Linked DNA regions of Homo sapiens: regions 1 and 2 are each linked to region 3. The links are chromatin contacts, found by Hi-C or POLR2A ChIA-PET in ENCODE. All regions are on one chromosome and are shown on one strand. Each heading gives the region's core, a stretch centred on a gene start or an enhancer-like site at or near the end of the contact. The rest is flanking DNA. Distances are from core to core; before and after follow the strand shown.

What was found. A loop is a pair of places that touch in the nucleus more often than their neighbours do. ChIA-PET counts read pairs that join two places held with the same protein, here RNA polymerase II (POLR2A). Pooled maps may share reads with other maps.
Region 1: a pooled map shows a loop between it and region 3 (5-fold over the local background). The contact joins the enhancer-like site here to the promoter of CYB5A in region 3. A Hi-C loop is called at or near these places in 7 of 50 pooled maps.
Region 2: a map of HepG2 shows a loop between it and region 3 (9-fold over the local background). The contact joins the enhancer-like site here to the promoter of CYB5A in region 3. A Hi-C loop is called at or near these places in 2 of 168 maps with a recorded cell type or tissue (HepG2 and naive thymus-derived CD4-positive, alpha-beta T cell) and 12 of 50 pooled maps. POLR2A ChIA-PET finds 5 or more read pairs at or near these places in 1 of 52 experiments (WTC11).

The regions. Positions count from the first base shown.
Region 1 is chr18:74,062,954-74,067,717 of GRCh38, reverse strand. No RefSeq gene overlaps it. Among named protein-coding and RNA genes, the nearest start is that of FBXO15, 82 kb to the left of the region's middle. Within about 2 kb of position 3,102, at least 4 of the 41 ENCODE cell types and tissues checked have a DNase peak (open chromatin) inside an H3K27ac peak, as active enhancers do.
Region 2 is chr18:74,539,385-74,543,757 of GRCh38, reverse strand. The region is part of intron 1 of CNDP1 (carnosine dipeptidase 1); the gene reads right to left. Among named protein-coding and RNA genes, the nearest start is that of CNDP1, 7.1 kb to the right of the region's middle. RefSeq lists an enhancer at 2,375-2,875. Within about 2 kb of position 1,313, at least 4 of the 41 ENCODE cell types and tissues checked have a DNase peak (open chromatin) inside an H3K27ac peak, as active enhancers do.
Region 3 is chr18:74,290,389-74,294,662 of GRCh38, reverse strand. CYB5A (cytochrome b5 type A) reads left to right here and starts at 2,700. Exons shown (of 5, transcript NM_148923.4): 1 at 2,700-2,916. The coding sequence starts at 2,788. RefSeq lists enhancers at 1,612-1,781, 2,141-2,200, 2,490-2,659, 2,739-2,908, 3,514-4,121.

The DNA of each region.
Region 1 (4,764 bases), core at 1,853-4,352, 230 kb after region 3:
AGGTAACTGTCCTATTCATTGGCAAACTTTTAACATATTTATTTGTTTCTATCAGTATAGAATCATGGTTTTCTTTTTTTCCTCACTGGGTTGTCATCAGTTACCATTATTATTTATTTCTGTGCTCAAATTTTCTCAGGTCTGTCTGGCAGAAGCCCTGGCTAGTGATATGTCCCCCATCACTCTCTGGACACTTCCTTTCTGGAATAAGGTGGTTCAGACTCATCCTGTACTTTCCCTGCCACAGCCCTGGAATCAGCCTTTCTTCAAAGAGCGTGGCTTCCTTCTGGTGGAGAGTATTTGGAAACAAAGATGTGGGTGCCAGGCATGCTCATTCCTACTGAGGTGTCACTGCTTCACTTCCTCTCCAAGAACAGCATCAGGAATGTAAGTATTCCCCCTCATATGTATGCTACACATTCACTTATATCCTTTTTTTAGGTTGTTGCAAAAGTAATTGCGGTTTTGCCATTACTTTTAATGGCGAAAACCGCAATTACTTATGCACGAACTTAATATATCCGCAGATATTGAAAAGCACGAATTCACTCCTGTATCTTCAGTTTCAACACAGCACCACAAGGTCATTCTTGTTTTCTCCTTTGGATGCTTGGTGCTCGCATGCCCACCTGACTCCCATCATCCTGAATCTCTTTCCTCCTCGGGGCATCCCATCCCATCTCCCATCACACCTCTCCTGCAGATGCCTCGCTTCCTCTCCTGGGCTCTGACAGATTGTGATGAGAGGCTCAGGCACAAGGAGACCCTCTGCACTATGCCAGGGCCCCCACCCCTCATGCCTCAGGGCGCCCACTCCTGTTTGTGCGGCCCTCTCATCTACTGAGGCTCAGAAATGTCACACTCAACCATTGACCTATAGGATTAAAGATTACTTTTCATGCCCACAACATCCTGGCATTCGGATGGATGATGGGCAGAACTCGTGGTTACTTGCAGCTCCAAATGAGAGAAGGCTGCCAGATAGGGCTGCTTGGGGGTTGCCCCTGGGGACAGGGTAACAGCAAGCTGGCATTGCAGAAGCAGCCTATTAATGGTGAGCTGGATGTGGAGGGAGACTAGCTAGGTCTGGCAGCCTCCCTGTGGATTGGCTGACTTGAATAATTCTGTGGGCATATCCTAGTTGTCTGGTACCTGGCCCCGGAGCCATTAAGGCTGGCACATAGTGGACATTGACGATGAGAGCCTGATAAGGGAACTGGTTGGGGTGTGGACTTAACTGCTCAGGAAGGGAACTGACCAGCCTCTATCCTCAAAATCGGGTCAAGCATTAAATGGGTACAGCATTAAAAAAAACTGATATGGTTTGGATTTGTGTCCCCACACAAATCACATTTCAAATTGTAATCCCCATATGTCTGGGGAAGGGTCTGATGGGAGGTGATTGGATCATGGGGCCAGTTTCCCCATGCTGTTCTCGTGATAGTGAGTGAGTTCTCACGAGATCGGATAGTTTAAAAGTGTGGCACTTAACCCCCTCGCTTTCTCTTTCCGGCCACTACGTGAAGAAGGTCCTTGCCTCCCCTTCATCTTCTGGGAGCCCTCCCAGTCATGCTTCCTGTTAAGCCTGCAGAACTGTGAGTCAATTACACCTCTTTTCTTCATAAATTACCCAGTCTCAGGTAATTCTTTATAGCAATGTGAAAACGATACAATAACAAACCAATTTTCAGCCACTCCTTCTAAGCCCTGCCTCCTCTACCAGGCACCCCAGTCACTCCACCTGGGCCTTAAGGATCGCTCATCCCACCAGCTGCAGGTACTGCCTTGCTCTGCTCCACTTAATGGCTTTAGGAATCCACAGTGGGTGAAGGGGAGATATTTCTCAAGGATTAAATATGCTAACATCATGTAAGTTCTGTGTGTCATCACTGTTCACAGATTATACCCAGTAGAAGTACTAGCTTTTTGCGGGGACTGACCATCTTAATATTGTGTGTGTTAATATTGTGTGTGTGTTAATATTGTGTGAAATGCAGTTGTCAGACACATGAAAAGAAAGCATTTACTAATCATACTCCTTTGTCAGAGATAAAGCTTTTTGTTTGCAAAGCAAGAGGAATTATTGTGCTGGGGTATCTTGACTACGAAGAAAAAATCACGAGGCAGGGCTCATTGAGCTGAATCAAGTCAAGAAAAGTAACAGGTGCAAACTCTTAATCATGCAGCTGGCAAAGAAAACAAGTTTGAGTTACAAGAAAGCATACCTACCACTAGTGTAGAAAAAAAGGACATGTTTTTTATTTCAAGTAAACTCCAGATGCAAAATCTTGTCTGATTCAAAATTAAGTCAAAGATCTGACCGTCCTTTGGAAAGTTGACTTTTATATGTAACTCCATAGTTGTCTCTTATTTTCATTAACATCCACCTAAGTCTAATGATCATAACTTCTTCAGAAACAAAATGTTCTCCTGGGAAAATCTATGGAAACTGTTTTCCCAATACTTGTAATGGAAAGAGGTTGTACCTTTAACACATTGGATGGTTTCAGGCACCTGTGAACCTTTGGTGCCTGGAATATCATGGCATTTACCTGCAGGCTAGGGAGTATTTTGTGGTCTTCCGTGGCTGCAAGGAGTAACCCTAGGTTCCCGTGAGCTATGGGGAATATGAGCCAGATCACTACTGGGTACATCTCGAGCTGCAGAAGCCCCTGGGGCTGCGAGGCAGGTTCACTAAGCACTGCTCTGGGAATTAAACACAAGGCAAGAAAGGAGGGGAGTGTGTAGGACACCCAAAGAAATGAGGGCTGCTATGGGGAAATGAAATGCATGTTCGAGAGCAGCTGAATGGCAGCTCTCCTTTGCTCACTGCAGCCGAGGAGGTCCACCAGGCTCCCGGGGAAGAGCTTAGAAGAAAAGGCTGGGCTGTGGGCAAAGCAGGTTAAAGGTGCAGCCACAGACCATGTCAGGTCCCCTGCCACCAGCACAACATGCAAGCTCTGGCAGGGATGCAGGATGCGTGCTCACACATCCATCACTGCAGCTGTGCAGGATGTTGTGGGCGTCAGTTTGTTCCTGAATATGCGTGCAGAGATGAGCGCATGCCCTGAGAAATGTGTAAACATTGGGGATTTGTCAGGTTTTAGAGTCACATGGGATGGGGCACACAGGTCCTCAGCCTCTTTCACCTGCCTCAGCCTGGACAGCTGGCCTGTGCCAACCCCCTCACTTTACCTTCTGGCCTCCTGGTGATGATAAAAATGAACTCCGAGAGGTGCTCCTAAGGAAAATGTGTGTTTACTGCTTGACATACTGTCACATGATTGAGTCAGTGAAACGGCTATAAGAAATACATTAATCTTTATGTGTTTTGTTCAGAAAAGTGCCCAGAAATGCAAGATGAAACACCTGTGATTTCTCACTGACTTAATCTTGGTAAAGGAGAAAGTGAAAAATTCACCATGAAATAATAATAGTAGCTTTCATTTTTAAAAGTTGGAACCTTATTGTGTGCCAGGCATTATGCAATAAGCTTCACCTATATTTTTTAAAATCTTCCCAAAACACTATGGGCAGTTGGTATGAAAATGGCATTTAAAATGAGGAACTGAGCAGAGAGGTTAAATGCCCAGAGGTGCACATCTGGTACTGGACAAAGCTAGGATTGGCCTGGACAAAGCTAGGATTGACCTGATTCTAAAGCCCATGGCCTGTTGTCCCATATTGCCACCTGTGCACCCATAGTGCTGGACGGTGGATGATGGATTATGAACATTTGACACACAAGGAAAGGTCATCACATAGGTATTTAGCAGAGCATAAATAAACACACGCAGTGAAGCTTATTCTGCCTAACAGGGATAAGGCCGTTTGAAAGAACTATGTCTTAAATCAATGAAACTGGTATATACTAACACAAAGAACTGAGAATAACCAAGTCACTTTGAAGAAGCGGAAGGTGACAGGGCTTGCTCTATCACATGGGAAGGCTTTGTGTAACACCACAGGAAATTAGAGTGCCCTTTGGTGCAAGAAAAGAGTAAATAGACAAATGGGGCAGAACACAGAACTCAAACAGACGCACAGAGAAGGGCAGCTGTTTTATGGCAAAGGTGGCATCTCAGAGCAGTGGGGGAAGGATGGACATTTTCATAATGATGCCGGGACAATTGTGTAGCCATCTGGAAGAAAGAAAAGTGGACCTACTTATACCATGCCCTAAATGTGGAAAGCAAAGTAAGGAAGCTTCAGGAAGACAATATGGGCAGTATTTCCATGTTCCGTCATCTCTGACGGGCACTCAAGTTGGGAACCATTCTTTTACTTTTTTAGAAATAGGACTCTCACTTTTCTTAGGAAACATACTCTCTCCTTTGATAACTCTTGCTGGAATATTCCTCTCCAAGTTGAATCAGCCCAGAGGCGACACCTGCCCATAAGTAAGTTTCAGAAAAATATGACTCATTGGTCTTATTTCCCCCTACTGGGGGTTCATAGAATAAGTCTAACCCCGCCCGGCCTCATCTCAGTTGTTTTTAAAGAGGAAGAGGAGATGGGCCTCAAAGCTTCAACTAAAAAAGCTGGAGGAACAATCTATGTTGCATCTAAGCAGACAGTGCCCTATCTTCTCAGTTAGGGCTGTAAGGGACATCTTAGTCATCTACAATCAACTCTGTGAAAAACAAAAGGAAAGTCTTATTATATGATGTATATATAAAGAGAACAGGGCATTTAACTCTGCCATTTTAGCCACAATGATGTTTGTTGGGTGCATTATTTAAAAAAAAAACTAGACTTGGTGGA
Region 2 (4,373 bases), core at 64-2,563, 250 kb before region 3:
TTCGATCTATCATATATCCTCCAGATCTCTTAGTTTTTCCCTTTTTTTCTTGTTATCTCTCTGCTCTGATTCCTGGGCATATTCTCTGTAATATTTTTCAGTTCATTAATTCTCACTTTGACTGTGCCCAGTCTAGAATTTTTACTGTTCAGTTATTTCAATAACTAGTTACATTTTCAGGATGTCTAATTGGTTGATTTTAATACCCATCTGTTTTTATTTTATTTTATTTTATTTTATTTTATTTTGTTTTGTTTTATTTTTTGAGACAGGATCTCACTCTGTTGCCCAGGCTGGAGTACAGTGGTGTGATCATCGTTCACTGCTGCCTCAACCTCCTGGGTTCAAGTGATTGTCCCACCTCAGCCTCTTAAGTAGCTGGGACTACAGGTGCATGCCACCACATCCAGCTACTTTTTGTATTTTTTGTAGAAACAGGGGGGTCTCACCATATTGCCCAGGCTGGTCTCAAACTCCTGGGTTCAAGTGATCTGCCTGCCTCGTCCTCCCAAAGTGATGGGATTACAGGCATGAGCCACCACACCCGGCCCCTGTCTGCTCCTGATTCATAGATACCTGCTTACGTTTTGTATTTTCTCATTCTTTAATATGGGTGTTAGTCTTTCATTTGTCTCTTGAAGAATTTAAACATACTTCGTTTGCATCCATTTTAAACATGTTCTACTCTTTGTATGTCAGTCTTGGTAAACCCATTTCCTAACACATTGCAAAAGCTATTTTTCTTAAGGCATGTCTTTCTTACATACTTCAGAACTTTGGCTTGCAGCCTCAACTTGAATGACAGTCATTTTATTCTCCTTCTCTGTTATGAGTTCTGCCTAAAATGCAATGGTTGCCTCCACCTGGTGCTTTAAGATGCCCATTCCAGGTCGAGGTCTTAAACTGGTGGCTTACAGTTCTCAAACAGTGTTCTAGTGGCACACACCTGTAATCCCAGCATTTTGGGAAGCCAAGGTAGGAGGCCCACTTGAGCCCAGGAGTTCAAGACCAGCCTGGGCAACACAGAAACTCTGTCTCTACATAAGCGAAATCAGATTTTAAAACTTAGCCAGGCCAGGTGGTGCATACCTATAGTCCCAGCAACTCAGGAGGTTTGAGGTGGGAGGATCACAGAGTGAGATCTTGTCTCAAAAACAAAAAAACAAACAAAATCCTGAAGTATATGCAATTGCTTTGCTTGAAGTGGATGGGGAGTTTTAAGGGTGAACTCATACTGTGTCTTGATCGGGACTGCCCTACAATGATTTCACTTCCTGGGACGTAATGTCCCTACAGCCTGGCCCAGTGCCAGGCTCAGTGCTGGGAACGCTACCTGGTGCAAACTTTCCCAAACTGGAGGAGAGCAAGATTCGGGTGAAGATAAAAAGGGTCCACTTAAAAGCCCACAAGCTCTGTTCAGTGCACCTTAAAAGGCATAAATGTTTGTATCCTGGATAACCTCAACCTCCAGGAATTGGCTAATAATGACTAATAAATTAGGCCTTGACACCAGGAGCTCAACAAGCAAACCTCACCCTGTCAGCAGGGACAAGGCTTCTGGGATGGCCCCAGGGCAGTGCTCCTGCGCACACCTCTGGCCTGCAGTACAAGGTACAGAGTTGGGTAACAAGACCGCCCCAGGCAAACTGTGAAACTGAAACATGCAAACGCGTTTCTCCCTGAGCGCCATGCACTCTGGGATCCCAGGGCACTGGAGCTAGTCCTAGAAGGCACAGGGGACCCCTCCTCATCTGCAGTCTTTGGGGAGTTCCATCTGTGCGTGCCTTGTCTTAGCACTGTTTCTCTCCCTTTCACAATGCGCCCCATTCCTTCTGAGGTCAGCAGGGGACAGCACCCCAACTTTATGTCCTGTGGCGCCGGAAGCTGAGCCACGTGTACCATGAAAGGTACCTTTGTCCCAACCACAGTGCTTCTGAAGAAGTGGGGGATTGTAACCGCTTGAAAGAGCAATTGAGAATTGGAACACTGGGGCATTGTGGGGCCTGAGGAGAGGTGCTCTGGGGACAGAAAGCCCCTACCTCCTGATTAGGGCTGGGACGAAGGGGCTGGGGAGGACCTCAGGGCTCAGGTCCCCTGCTCCAGCCTTGCTGCTGCCTGCCCTGTGATGGTGAGACCAACAATGCAACAGACCACCCAGGCTCCCTCCCATAAACCAACCGCATGTGCATATTTCCTCCTGGGCAGGAGCTCTGCACTGGGATCAGTAGGATGGTGGCTGGACCCACCCACCCCTTCTCCTTCTGTGACTCCTCCAGGAGCTGGCTCTCAGCTCCAGCCAACAAATGCCACCCACCCTCCAGATACCATCAGCTCCTGAACCTGCCAGGGTCCCGAGCCAGCAGAGTGGCAGTCACCAGGGCAGCATCTCTCTCTGGTGAGCCGCAGATGACAACCTGCTGAGAAGCTAGGACAGCTGCCCTAGACAGTGCACGCTCAGGGGAGGATCCGATCACTGTGCCTTTCCTGGCAGCTCCTGTGGCAGCTAAACGGTGCCTCTGCACACCTGCCGTCTCCTTCCCCAGGTGCGTCAGCAGAGCCCATGACCGAGGCTGCACTCACTGTGAGCCCCCAGCGGGTGATGGCTCCCAACTGCAGCCCCATTTCCCCCTCCACTTTCAGAACCTACAAGTTTCCGGTGTGAACCACAGAAAAGTGTGTTCCAGTGCCCAACAACTCGCAGGCCTCTCCCAGAACGCCGCTAGTGGGTGTCTGGAACTAGCATTTAATGTCTATAGCAGTCTGTGCTAAACCACCCGTGATACAAGAAAATCGGCATCACTTCATTAGAAGCCAGATCTGAAATTTGATGTTTGCAGCATTCCTCAGATTCTAGTGCTGGAGTGAGTTAGGGATTCCACACATCATGTGATTTGTTGATTAACAGAAGTGGTGACCATCTGCAGTAAGTTCACGTTTACATTTTTATTGCGTCTTCACATGCATGGAGGGCAGGCACTGAGCCGAGCACTCATGGCCACAACGTCGCCAATCACCCTGAAAATCCAGTAAGGCAGAGCTACTGTAGCTGCATTTCACAGACAAGTGACCTGAAGCACTAGAGGGGTCAAGAGACTGCCTGGGATCACACAGCCAGGATGAGTAGGTTACACCCCCACACATCTAAACACGGCTCTCCTTTCTGGACTTGCCCTCCAATCCTCACTGAGGTTCCCCAAGAGAGCTGTTGCCATTCCCTCTTATGTCACATACAGGGGGCCAGGCTGAGGCAGGGTGCCCATTCCAGGCACTCAAGGTCAGATCAGAAATTCAGGGCAGAGTTCAGACGTGGTGGCTCACACCTGTAATCCCAACACCTTGGGAGGATGAGGCGGGTGGATCACCTGAGGTCAGGAGTTTGAGACCAGCCTGGCCAACATGGTGAAACCCCTGCCTCTATTAAAATATACAAAAATTAGTTGGGTGTGGCAGTGGGCACCTGCAATCCCAGCTAAAAGGGAGTCTGAGGCAGAAGAATCGCTTGAACCCAGGAAGCGGAGGTTGCAGTGAGCTGAGATCGCGCCATTGCACTCTAGCCTGGGCAACAGAGCCAGACTCCGTCTCAAAAAAAAAAAAAAAAAAGATTTATACCACACAAATGTAAAGTGTAGATCCTATTTAGATTCTGATTCGAAAGACCAGTGGTAAAACTATTTTTATGGGACAATATGATAAAGTTGACCACAGGTTGTAGGTTGTATATTTGTTGATCTAAAGGAATTATTGCTATTTTATAGTGTGTTAATGGTATTGTTGATATACACACATGTGCTCACCTTCAAGATATGTGCTGAACAACCTACAGATGCAATAATGCAATGTCTGGAATTTGCTGTAGGATTATCTGGATGCTGAGAGTGGGGGTCCTGGGAGGGGCTCTCTTGAAACAAGATGGGCCACATGTTGGTAATTGTTGGAACTGGCTGATAGGCACATGGGGACTCACTATCCTCTTCTGTCTATGTTTGTGCATGTTTGAAACTTTCCATTAAAACGAGAGAGCAGGGTTAGGGGCAGGCTGAGCCTTGGCAAGCAGGCAGTGTCCTGGGCCAACCTGAGCTCATGGCCACCGCGCTTGCAATAACGCCACTGATCCCAGGAACCACTTGCTGCTCAGGAGCAGGTGGTGGTGCTTGGGGGCCCATGTGCACCAACAACACTAACAAGGAGTTTGGTCGGAGGAATCCTGCAGGTGGGGAAACTCCCTGGCTGTGGATGAGCAGTGCTGGCCAAGGAAGGATCCGAATGCCTCATGCGCAGGATAGCTCCCTCCGGCATTTGCTGGCACTGGGGATGAGAGATGAGGAAGCCTCCGGGAGCTGGGAAAGAGCCCACCTGGCAGTCCTGCATCCTCA
Region 3 (4,274 bases), core at 1,451-3,950:
TGCGGTTTAGGCGTTTTGAAATTCTTGTATGCTGGAGATGTGGCTGAAGTTTCTCTCACAGCAGAGGCAAGTAATTGCCACTCTTCTCTATTATTGTACACCTTGAAGGCAAGGTTAAGTCCTGTTGTGGGGTTTGAGGGCTGGAATCCAATTTTTGGAGCTTTTTCTAACGTCAGGAGTGGGTTGGGTAATAAAATGCATACTGAGAATAAGACGGCCTTCTGGCCTCTCTGGGTCTAGGGCGGTAAGGCGTTTAAGGGTTGTTGCCAAACGGGCCATGAACTGGGCTGGGGTTTTATATTTGATGAAAAAGAGCCTAACTGTTTTGGGAGAGGTCGGATAAAGAAAACAGGAGCAACAACCTTGACTATGCCTTTAGCTCCAGCCACCTCTTTAAGAGGAAATTGTTGGGCAGGTGGGGTAGGGCTAGTCAAGGAACAAAACCATAAGCCGGACTAGGTGTGAGGAGGGGAAGTGATAGAAGGATTATAGAGTGGGGGAACAGAGGCTGCGGAAGAATTGGGACCTGGCTCAGCCCGGCGAGCAGGGGAGAGGTCAGATGGCTCCACAGAAAAGGAGGATTCAAAGTACTCAGAGCTTGGGGTGGAGACCGAAGGAACACACAGGAGAGAAAGAAGAAAGATTTGGGATGAGTCGCATTGGGAGCAGAGACTAGGGCGGGACTGATGTGTAGAAGAATGCCTGGATGTCAGGAACCTCAGACCATTTGCCCATTTTACGACAAGAATTATCTAGATCTTGTAGGGTGGAGAAATTGAAAGTGCCATTTTCTGGCTATTTGGAACCACTGTCAAGTTTGTATTGGGGTCAGGTGGTATTGCAGAAGAAAATAAGGTGTTTAGGTTTTAGGTCAGGCGAGAGTTGAAGAGGTTTTAAGTTCTTGAGAACACAGGCTAAGGGAGAAGAAGGAGGAATGGAGGGTGGAAGGTTGCCCATAGTGAAGGAGGCAAGCCCAGAGAAAAGAGAGGGCAGAGACACAGGGGGGGTCGGTACTTGACACCAAGGTGAAGGATCAAGGCAGGTGTCCCTGTGGTGATCAGACACCTCTGAAATGTGGGTGAATAATCAGGCAGGCATCCCTGCAGTGATTAAACACCAAGGGAAGACTGTCTTCTCGAGTCCGTGACCAGTGCCGGAGTTTTGGGTTCACGGATAAAACACATCTCCTCTGTCTCTATCAGAAAAGGAAAGGAACTGAAATTAAGGGAAGGGATAGATTGAAGGGTGGTGCCAAAATTGAAAGGAGAAAGAGGTTGAGAGATAGTGAGAGAGGTTGGAGAAGAGAGTAAAAAGAAGCTGCTTACCCAATTTAAAATTGGTGAGATGTTCCTGGAGCTGGTTGGTCTGAGGACCCGAGGTTGTAGGTGGATCTTTCTCACAGAGCAAAGAGCAGGAGGACAGGTGACTGTCTTATCAGTTAAGGCAGGAACCGGCCATTTTCACTTCTTTTGTGATTCTTCAGTTGCTTCAGCATTTTCACTTCTTTTGTGATTCTTCAGTTGCTTCAGGCCATCTGGATGTATATGTGCAGGCTTGGGCTCAGAGGCCTGACATGCGTGTGTTTTGTGTTTTTCTGGATAGGCATGCATTCCTATGGAGGAGGTAAGCAGGGGGAAGGGAGCTCACATTCATCAGACACCTAGTATGTGTAGGAACCTTCTGCATCCCTGGAAGGATGGATGACCCCACATGTGAAACCTCTCGTGTGGTTCTTTTTGGAATTAACTACCATTGCTGAAAAGGGCCTACATAAAATATCAAATTTTAACATGCTGGAATTTTTCTTTATTTTTTTTCTCCTTCAAACATTTGTAGCTCTTTATATGTGGTATTTCCTCTGTGTCAGAAGGGAAAGAGGGTGCCCTTTGGGGAAGTTCTCTTCCAGACTCCTAGAAGAGAATCTGATTTACCTTAAATGCACAAACAAGGCCTTGCCATGTCACTGGCCAACCGCAGACAAACTACTTCAGTCACAGAAATAATTTGGACACTTTTGCTTTTTAAGGAAAAGATGATTTCCCTGGATTTTTTTCCTGTGAGGACGAGGCATTCCAAAACCCCAGCGGGGTCAGGCACAGTTCGCCAACTTTATGTTTTGGGGGGCAGCGCATTTGCTTCCCGAAGTGAGTTGCGAAACCGTTTTCTAGCGCGCACGGGGCTTTCATCTCTTCCGTGCATGCGAACGGCTTTCCGAGATGCCCCCTTTATGGGCTTGGCCATCGCTACTTTTGTTACAAATTAACGTCTGGGACTCGGACTGCTGCCAATAGGAAACTCCCGCGATTCGCTGCCTAGTTCGCCGCCCTCACAAGACTGGACTCTGCACAGGCCATCCATGCCCGCTGGTGCACCTCGCTCTCTCGCACGCTTAACCCGCGGGGACGCCCCCGACCTCCCACCTCAGCCCTCGCCACAGTTAGTCCCGCCCTTCCGCGCAGACTCCGTGGAGTCCTGTCACGCTCTCCGCGCGCTGCGGCAGCCGGGAGATTGTGAAGGGCACCTCCGGCAGCCAATTAACACCCGCATACTGGGCGGGACCACGCTTGGGCAGGCGGAGGGGGTCGACCGAAGGCGGGGACTTTTGAGTGACAAGGATGATGGCCAACCGTCGGAGGCCCTTCTACTGCGCCCCGCCCCTGAGCCGGCCGCCCAGCCCCCAGTGGGGTTCCCGGCGCGGGGAATGTCCCGGGTGGAGCTGGCTGAGTCGCGCGCTCTGCTCCACCCGACGGGGCTGTGTGTGCTGGGCCTGGCTCGCGGCGAACCGAGATGGCAGAGCAGTCGGACGAGGCCGTGAAGTACTACACCCTAGAGGAGATTCAGAAGCACAACCACAGCAAGAGCACCTGGCTGATCCTGCACCACAAGGTGTACGATTTGACCAAATTTCTGGAAGAGGTGAGTTGGGGATGAGCGGCTTGGGGCGCAGGGAGCGTGGGCCGGGTTTGGGGGTTCACTGGCATGACCTGTCTTTCGCGGCCCGGAGTCCGCATACCTACGCCTAGGCGCGCCCCCCGAGTTCGCTCACCTGCGCGTGTACGCCTGGGCGCGCTTCCGAGTCCGCACACCTGCGCGTGCAAGCCTGGGCGCCCCCCACCGCCCCAAGTCCGCACACCTGCGCGCTCACACCTGGGAGCGCTCCCCGAGTCCGCACACCTGCTAGTGTACACCTGGGCGCTCTCCTCGAGTCCGCACACCTGCGCGTGCACACCTGGGGAGCGCTCCCTGAGTCCGCACACCTGCGCGTGTACACCTGGGAGCGCTCCCCGAATCCGTACACCTGCGCGTGCACACCTGGGAGCGCCCTGCGCGGCGGCATCCTCGCTAGGTGGTGCTGGAGCAGCCTTCCGGGGATAGCGCGCAGCCATGCGGGGGATTTAAATGATCCCTTTCTCCCTTGAGTTTGAATAGAAGGGTGTCCTTCCAGGACCGGCGGCATTCCCGCAGTGGCCGGCTGGAGACCACCCACCCCGAGAGCTGCGGATCCCGCCGGAGGGGACCCCAAGTGCGGAGGTCGGGTGTGGTCCGGGCCTGCGCTTCCCGCGGCAGCCACTGGCCGACCTTGCGGTCCACACCCACTCGCGTTCGCGTTCACCTGGAAGAGGCTCGGTGTTAATTAACCTTTTCCAGTCACGCCTTGGCAGCCAGGTGCCGTGCTTGACTCCTGAGACCGCGGTGTGTGGCTGGAGCAAGAACACAGAGGCCAGGCAGAGCAGCGGACGTTCTGCGTGGGACTCGCCCCTAACAGCTTTGGAAGGTGTAATAGGAAACGTTGGTTAACTTGAAGACATTCCTTTGATAAGATTCTTTGCATTCGGTTATAATTTTTGCCGCACACGCTAAGGGGCGCTTTTGGTGATTGTCTTAGATCCTCTGGAAGTGTTTTACTACTTTTGGGGGAGTCTCAATCATAAATCTTAACGCATGCTCACGCCCCCTCCCAATAATGAGAAGGTTTAGTGATGGGAATTTTTTACATAGTCGGGGAGCAGGGGACAAAAATAGATGCCTGGTCTGAGCTGGATCACAGTTTATATCAGAGGACTTTGTTTTTGCAGAAAATGTTAAAATCAAAAGGCCTGTTTTAAAAAATGAGGCTGGGCCAAGCACGGTGGCTCACACATGTAATCCCAGCACTTTGGGAGGCTGAGGCGGGTGGATCACTTGAGTCTAGGAGTTCGAGACCAGCTTGACCAACATGGCGAAACCCCATCTCTAACCAAAATACCAAAATTAGCCAGGCCTGGCGGGGCACG